2 separate regions of the Homo sapiens genome follow, and region 2 is linked to region 1. A link is a contact called in ENCODE Hi-C or POLR2A ChIA-PET data. All regions are on one chromosome and are shown on one strand. Each heading gives the region's core, a stretch centred on a gene start or an enhancer-like site at or near the end of the contact. The rest is flanking DNA. Distances are from core to core; before and after follow the strand shown. Region 1 holds the start of SNHG33 (small nucleolar RNA host gene 33). Region 2 overlaps KLHL6 (kelch like family member 6).

Region 1 (4,153 bases), core at 457-2,956:
TCCAGCGATTCTCCTGCTTCAGCCTCCTGGGTAGCTGAGATTACAGGCACACACCACCAAGCCTGGCTAATTTTTGTATTTTTAGTAGAGACAGGGTTTCACCATGTTGGCCAAGCTAGTCTTGAACTCCTGACCTCAGGTGATCTGTCTGCCTTGGCCTCCCAAAGTGCTAGGATACAGGCGTGAGCCACCGCGCCCGGCCATGAGTAAGAATTTCTATGGTCAATGTATACGTATATGCTGTATGGGTGTTTTATGAGACTTTGGTATAAATGTTATGCTCACTTCATGAATAGAATTTGAAATGCTTCCTCTTTTTTCTGTGCTTAAGGCAGAATCAACAGCAACCAACTCTCTGTTCCTTAAGTTTTCACAGAATTATCCTATGAAATAATTTGGGCCTGGTGCTTCTGTGGATTCAGCTATGGAGAAATGCAGTTCTCTAATAACATCTATTTCTTTTTTTCCTTTATTTTGAGACCGAGTTTCGCTCTTGTTGCCCAGGCTGGAGTGCAATGGCACAATCTCGGCTCACCGCAACCTCCGCCTCCCGGGTTCAAGCAATTCTGCCTCAGCCTCCCGAGTAGCTGGGATTACAGGCATGTGCCACCACGCCCGGCTAATTTTGTATTTTTAGTAGAGACAGGGTTTCTCCATGTTGGTCAGGCTGGTTTCAAACTCCTGACCTCGGGTGATCTGCCCGCCTCGGCCTCTCAAAGTGCTGGGATTACAGGCGTGAGCCACCGCGCCCGGCCAACATCTATTTCTTCTATGGTAATTGGTCTACTTAGAATTTCTATCTCTGGAATGTTTTGGTAAATTATATTTTCTTGGAATCTTGTCCATTTCATTCAAGTTTTCAAATTTATTATGTAGAACTGACTGATCATGCAATGCTTTTAAGTTTTCCTGTATCTATGGTTATTTCCCCTTTATCATTTTGTATTTTGATGTGCTCCTCTTTCTTTCTTGAGCCAACCACCCTATTGTTGCCTTTTTCAAATCTCTTATTAGTATTCCCATTTCCATTTCTATTTTTTATTTTCTTCTTTTATTCTTACGAATTCCTTCTTTCGGCTTTTCTTAGGTTTACCTTGCTATTTTTTCTGAATTATTTAATTTACTTTTATTTTGAATTTTTAAAAGCACTGTATTGGTATATCCCACAGGTACTAATATGCAGAGCTTGCTCTTTTTTTTTTCATTTTTAAGATATTCAGTAATCTCAGTTTTGAGATGGTTAAGAGGATTTCTTAATCAGTTTTTTTTTTTTTTTACATTTTGAAAATGTTATACAATTTTGCATTGTTTTATTCTCCACTCCTTTGTATCCTACGACAGTCTCCCGCCCCGTTTCTTCACCTCAGTTCTCTAAAGATTGAAGGTCAAGAGGAGGGTTTCTTGCCCTGGAGCCTGCGATAGGGTGGGCCCTTGCGGTTCTTGGGCGGAAACGGCGATAGGGACACCCAGGGCCTAAGGAGGCTGGGGACAGAGCAGATCCTCCCAGCCCCCAACATCACCCCGGAGTAGATGCAGACCCCCAGGGTCCCGGAGGCCGAGACCACACCCCGCGGGCACGAGCCCGATTGGCAGATTGTAGCCGAGTGGTTTCAACGGTGACGCCCCCCACCCGAATGCCTCGCTGGGATTGGCTCATTTCTTGGTTCAGACCTGGACGGTGGCCAGAGGAGGACAAGAGGCTTTTACACCGAACGGAGGTGATGTGGACGACAACGGAGACGCAGCCGCACTTCACCAAGCGGCCGGTCCGAGGGGACATGGCGGCAACCTCTGCAGCGTCAGTGCTGCTGGCGGGTGCAAGAAACTGGTGGCGACACTGCCTGAGCCCGCTGCTGTTGCCAAGGTGACGAGGCATAAAGCCGCGGTGGATCGGTGCGTGGGGGCGCGGGGTGGGTGGTGAAGGGAGAACGAAGCTCGAGCGGAAAGACAGGACCGCGACCGCTTGTCAGGGGATTCGGCTTCCAGTCCCCCTTCCAGAGGGCGTCCTTCTGCAGCCAGGCCTCTGTCTTCCCCCGCCCCCACACGGTACGAGCTACAGAATGCTTTTCTGTTTTCTCTTTTTCTATAGTAAGGAAGCGCTTTCCTTTCTCCCCCGTTTATTCATTTGCTTACTTCTGGTTCCCGTGTCCTTTTAACATGTCCCCCCGTCATTCTCTGTTTAAGGACACAAGATGTTCCAGGCTCATCTTGTACTTAGCTCCTGCCTTGGAATCAGACATTTCTCCAAAGAATCCTGGTTCCTTTTTTTGGAGAATGCTATTTTACAGCCGTATCTGGGCTGTAGGTTGTGTTCGTTGCTACTAGGATGCCATCGCTTCTAGACTGTCTCAGCAGACAACGCTAGGAAATTTTATGTATATATATATGTAGAGAGAGAGAGATGCAAACACACATATTTATGTACATATGTGTGTGTATGTACGTATATATACATGTATATTTATATGTATACACACACCCTCCCCACACACATCCATACATGCATCAATCCAGGCACATCTATATCTGTTTTATATCTATCTATCTACATGTATGTTTAAAAAACAGCTGACTTCATACTGTTAACTCAGTTCCAGTGCAGCATCTCACGGTTCAATCAGATTTGCCCTTTCTGTAATTGTAACTGTTTTCTGAGAGTGAGAAAGCTGGCTCTCCTTATCCACAAGATATTCACTTTTTTGCTCAATCGTGTGCAAAAAGTAGATTCAAAATTGCTAACCCATACCACTGTGTAAAAACAGACCAACTAGCCAGAGTTCAATATTGGTTTACAGTTATGTTTGTCTTTAGTTTCTGTAATTAAAACTGTATTATACAGGTTATGAAGGCAGTCATAGAGGTTTTATGACTATAGAGGTTACAAAGTCTCTATAATTAAGATGTGGAACTAGTGTGTGAATAATATAAAAAGACAAGTAGAATAGAATAGAAAATCCAGAAATAACCCCAAGTGCAGGTAGAAAGTTAAAGATAAAGGTGCTATCACATATCATTGGAGCAGAGTTGGGCTTTGTAATACACAGAGCTGGGCCAACTGGTTGGCCATTTGGAAAAAGATAAAATTAGATCTACACCTTATAGCGTAACAAAAATGAAGTCTAAATGGATCAGGGATCTAAATGTGAAAAATGAAACAATACAAGTACTAAAAAGAAAAAGGCTTTCTAACTATGACTCAAAAAACCATAAGCAATAAAATAAAAAGTTGATAAATTTGACCACATAAAACAAATAGCATGGCAAATACATCATAAAGTCAAAAGACAACTGAAAAAAAAAACTGGATTGGGAGAAAATATCTGTAGCACGTATCACGGGTAAAGGATGAAGATCTTTCATATTTAAATTTGAATTTTAAAACTTTTCCAAATCAATTTTCTCTGTTTACATTCAGCAGTGGCAAAGTGACTTTATCTTTTACATAAGAATATGTCAAAAAAGTAGCAAGTTATACTGCTTTTAAAGATAAGAGTCATCCGTTTAAAAATACTTATTATATCATGTGTCTTAGGGCCCCAAAGGAAACCCTAACACAGGAATTCCTGTGCAAATAATTAGAAAGTTTCCAGGAAAAAATCACAGGGTAATAGAGAAATAGAATAGAAAGGGAAGGAAGGCCAGTGAGCAAGCTGCTCTAAGCCTGTTCCCCTGGAGGTGGCTCAGTGCTGCTTAACTCTAAGTCAGTGTGCATGGTCAATCCCTGGAGTCGTCCTTACCAGAGAACCAGCAGGCTGGTGTGTTTATGTCTCTACCGAGTCATTAGTTAAGGTCTGCCCTCAGGGAGACCTAACTTCCCAGATACTTCGGGTTTTATAAAAATATAAAACATCATACTTAAGACTTAGTATAAAGTTGTCCATTCAGAACCTTCTTTTTAACTATTGTCCCTGTATGCAGGGAGTTTTTGTTTCAAATTAAACAAAAACTAGGGTTGCAGATATGGTTTATAGGACTGTATCTCAACAGACTGACAAACTGAAGCTTTCTTTCTGGGTAGACTGGGATCCATGCCTTTTCTGTTCACTGTTGTCAAGTTTAAATGCAGTGTGCAACATGAAAACCGCAGTGATGTGTTATTAGTTGGGAATCTTTGTCATTTGGGATATCTGCATGCTATCTGTTTTCAGAGCTC
Region 2 (4,153 bases), core at 926-3,425, 69 kb after region 1:
CAACTAGTGCTGGGTGTACAGAGGTGAGCAGAGACAAAGCGCCTGCGCTCATTGAAGCCGACAGACCAGTGGAGGCAGCAGACGCTAACCAAATAATACAACACGGAGTGTGGAAGGACACTTGAGATAAATGCTATGGACCAGAGTCCAGGGACTCCATTGCCTGAAACCAAGGACAGTCCTACCCCCACCCCTTCAATCTTCCACAATCTGGCTGTCAGTCATCACCAGGAACCTCCCTTTCAGAACTCTAGCCACAATTGCACCCATCTCCTCACCTCCTCCAAGCAGTCCTGGAGCTGCCCTGTTGCAGTGCCTTTCCACGCTCCTGCCATCTCTCGGCCTGAGCTGCCTTTCCTCATCATCACCATCTGTTATGATCCTACGCGCCTCACCCAGACAAGCCCAACTCCAGAGCCCAACTTTTTAAGGAAAGACTCAGGATAGCTCACCCCATTTTCAACAGAGAAATCCCCCTGTAAGTTTACCTCAAGAAGAAGGAAGACATAAATATTATAGCCATGACTCTATCCACACAGGGCTGTTTTCTTTCTTTTTTTAAATTTAATTTAATTTTTTTTTTTTGAGATGGAGTCTCTCTCTTGTTGCCCAGGCTGGAGTACAGTGGCACGATCTCGGCTCATTGCATCTTCTGCCTCCCAGGTTCAAGTGATTCTCCTGCCTCAGCCTCCCAAGCAGCTGGGACTACAGGGGCACGCCACCACACCTGGCTAATTTTTTTGTATTTTAGTACAGATGGGGTTTCACCATGTTGGCCATTCTGGTCTCGAACTCCTAACCTCAAGTGATCTGCCCACCTCGGCCTCCCAAAGTGCTGGGATTACAGGCATGAGCCACCATGCCCGGCCAGGGCTATTTTCTTGATTCAGAGTTATTACATCTGGGATCAATGGATCGATCCAGAAAGTCTGTGAACCCCTACAATAGTATGTGAACATTTGCACATGTGGCATTTTTCTGGGAACTTAGTTGGCAGGGGACAGGTGAGTTACTCCCTGGTATCCTTCCACCTAAGTACAAAACCAACACAAGAGAGAGAGCTAAGTCAAAAGATCCAGAGAGGAAGAGAGCCAGAGTCTTGACTAGACGGTGCTTGGAACCCCACCTCTGGACATTTAAAATTCTGGGTCAATAATTGTTTAAGGGCTGGGCACAATGGCTTAAGCTTATAATCCCAGCACTTTGGGAGGCCAAGGTAGGAGAATCAATTGAGCCCAGGATTTCAAGACCAGCCTGAGCAACATAGTGAGACCTCGTCTTTACAAAAAATGTAAAAATTAGCCTGTTGTGGTGTTGCATGCCTATAGTCCCAGCTACTTGGGAAGCTGAGGAGGGAGGATTGCTTGAGCCTGGGAGTTCAAGTTTGCAGTGAGCCATGATCACACCACTGTACTCTAGCCTGGGTGACGGAGCAAGACTCTGTCTCTAAAAAACTAAAAATAAAAAGGAAAAGAAGAATTGTAGAGAAATCCTACCTATTCATGAAGTTCATTCTTAAAAGCTACTTCTTCCTTGACGGCTTCTCCTATTCCCCAACATGGAATCCCTCCCTCCTCTGTGCTCCACTGGGCACCTTGCTTTCCCCTTTTGTGGAGCACCCAGAGTACTAAGGTCAGTTGAGACAAGCATCTCAAAGCAGCTTCTAGGTCATACTTGGGTATTTATTTCTAGCAGCATCTAGCAGAAAGTCTGGAAAAAGAAGAGAAAGAGGGACAGAGGAAGGACATATTTATCACTTAGTATGCACCAAGATCTGTGCTAGACACATTCCCAGTCATTATTTCACTTAACAAATAAATTTTATTTTTTAACAAGTGTATTTTATTTAACAGGTAAAAAAGGGAAGGTGTTAGAATTAGCATTTGTATAAAGGAGCAAATAGAGAATTCAAAGAGCGATGCAAGTTCACACTGCTAGGAGGCAGTACAGTTGATGCTCCAGTCAGCATCGTGGTGCCTTTGTAACTTGTTGCATTGTTGAGCTAACAAAATGCCAGGAGAGTCTGAAGAGGCTTTATGAGGACAGAGGCAGGTGGGGGATCTCCAAGTTGCCTAAGTTCCTCCAAAATATACTTCAATAAACACTTTTAGTGTGAGGGGTGTAGGGCAACATCACATGATCCCAACCAATGGCTGGGAAACTGATGATGCGCAGGGCAATCATGGGAACCAGAAATGGGTTTCTTTTAAATATGCTTTTGCTTCTTCACATTCAAGATTATTCAAGACTTCAAGGTAAATTTTCTGTCTCGGCCTGTCCCGATGACACATGAACTTGTTTGTCAGAGCTGAGAGATGACAGATAATGGCAAAAGACAGCCAGCTTCCTGTTTGGGGGGACATGTGAGCAAAAGGTTGCAGCCAGCCACCTGACTCTCAAATGAGGAGACTAAAAATACAATCAAAGAAACCACTTGAGACGTGGCTGCAGTTCCCACAAGAAGTGTCTGCCTCCAAGAGAAAGCACTGCCTGTTCCTCATCTCCACTGCCCCTCCTCTGCTTCCCCATGACGTTCTCCAAAATCTGAGGTCCTAGGGGACTTCACCCATGTGACTCCATGTCTCCCTCAAGGTGCCTTCAAATCCACTTCAGAATCACTGAAGTCCTATTTTAGTCCACATCAGCAATTCTGTTGATCATGGTGTCCAAGTGGCTTTGGCGTTATTGCAAAGGGTCTATAAAGACATTGATATTCTTACCTTCAGCTCCGACAAATCAGCATGTGTGAAGGTGTGATGAGATTAATAACATTTAAATTTATTTCAAAGTATTTCTGAATTCATTGTAATTTTTGTTGTTGTTTTTTGAGACAGAGTCTCATGCTGTCACCCAGGCTGGAGTGCATGGTGTGATCTCAACTCAATGCAACCTTCACCTCCCGGGTTCAAGTGATTCTTGTGCCTCAGCCTCCCGAGTAGCTGGGATTACAGGCTCGCACCACCACACCCAGCTAATTTTTATATAATATTTTTAGTAGACACAGGGTTTTGCCATGTTGGCCAGGCTGGTCTCGAACTCCTGGCTTCAAGTGATCTGCCTGCCTTGGCTTCCCAAAGTGCTGGGATTATAGGTGTGAGCCACTGTGCCCAGACAATTGTAAATTTTTTGTCAAAACTTTTCTTCTCCAGCAATAGACACTAAAAGTAAAGTTCCTCTCCTGTGAGGTCTGTGTTGGTGTTTAAAAGGGGTCTTCATGCTAAAAATTTGTGAATTACCATTGATTCTAATCTTCCATCCTCACCTCTCTTCCCCTCTCCCGGGCGATGCTCCAGCTCCGTTCCCGTGGCAGTATGTCTCACAGTCCCCCAGGAGGGGCATTCTCTGCTCCCTCTAGCCACTCCTTTCAGTCCTTGCTCTAGACTTGGCTGAGAAACCTGCTGGTTCCTGGAAGCCTCATGGAGTGGGCAGAAAAGGAAGGAACTAAGACCTGCAAAAGACCTGCTCACTAAGGCAGGGCAGGTGTTGAGGGACTGAGGCAACTGTGGAAGTGGACTGGGGAAAAGACCAGCAGTGTGGCAAGCTTACAATTGTGTTCAATCAGCAAACAGCCCCTGAGTTTCCAGAGAAGACGGTGGTGGCCCCAGCAGGCTAGCAGGGCACAACAGGCAATACATGTGACCCACATATTCAAGGGGCAAGTGGCATGGCTGGGGCTCAGTGATTCAGCCCAGCAATGAGGTAAGGACCAGGGAGAAACACTGTTGTAAAGATTAAGTAGAATGATTGCATCTCGGACATGATTGATGCTCAGGGTGTGGTTTGTGTGTGTGTGCGTAGGGCACAGGAGCAGGAATGGAAGCAGAAGACAAGTGCTGAGAAGCAGCCCCGTGAACACAGGCAGCTGCAATAGGTGGGGTGGTGGGTAGAGAAGGCTGAAACAAGTCCACTTCCAGGTTCTCTCTGCCTGGAATACTTTTCTCCCAATCCTACTGCCACCATCCTATGAGGTCCAATTCAATGTCCCCTCCTTTCTGCCCTGGGCTCTACTTGGTTTGCCCAATGGCCTGGAGGCTCATTGAGAATCTTTCAGGGATAGTGGAGGGAAGTGGATATATGGAGTTGGAAGTTCTGGGTTTACTTGAAAATTCCACCCATAGCTCCACCACTTGATGAGCTGAACACTCTCTCTCTC

The links. Hi-C counts contacts between places; a loop is a spot of excess contacts on that map. ChIA-PET counts read pairs that join two places held with the same protein, here RNA polymerase II (POLR2A). Pooled maps may share reads with other maps.
Region 2: a pooled map shows a loop between it and region 1 (2.9-fold over the local background). The contact joins the enhancer-like site here to the promoter of SNHG33 in region 1. A Hi-C loop is called at or near these places in 1 of 37 single-sample maps with no recorded cell type and 7 of 50 pooled maps. POLR2A ChIA-PET finds 5 or more read pairs at or near these places in 3 of 52 experiments (CD4-positive, alpha-beta T cell, OCI-LY7 and activated CD4-positive, alpha-beta T cell).

What each region holds. Positions count from the first base shown.
Region 1 is chr3:183,445,902-183,450,054 of GRCh38, forward strand. SNHG33 (small nucleolar RNA host gene 33) reads left to right here and starts at 1,707. Exons shown (of 4, transcript NR_038302.1): 1 at 1,707-1,864. RefSeq lists an enhancer at 1,374-1,909.
Region 2 is chr3:183,514,101-183,518,253 of GRCh38, forward strand. All of the region lies in intron 2 of KLHL6 (kelch like family member 6), which reads right to left. Among named protein-coding and RNA genes, the nearest start is that of KLHL6-AS1, 33 kb to the right of the region's middle. RefSeq lists an enhancer at 2,230-2,509. Within about 2 kb of position 2,176, at least 8 of the 41 ENCODE cell types and tissues checked have a DNase peak (open chromatin) inside an H3K27ac peak, as active enhancers do; they include CD4-positive, alpha-beta T cell and OCI-LY7, where a contact is called at or near this core.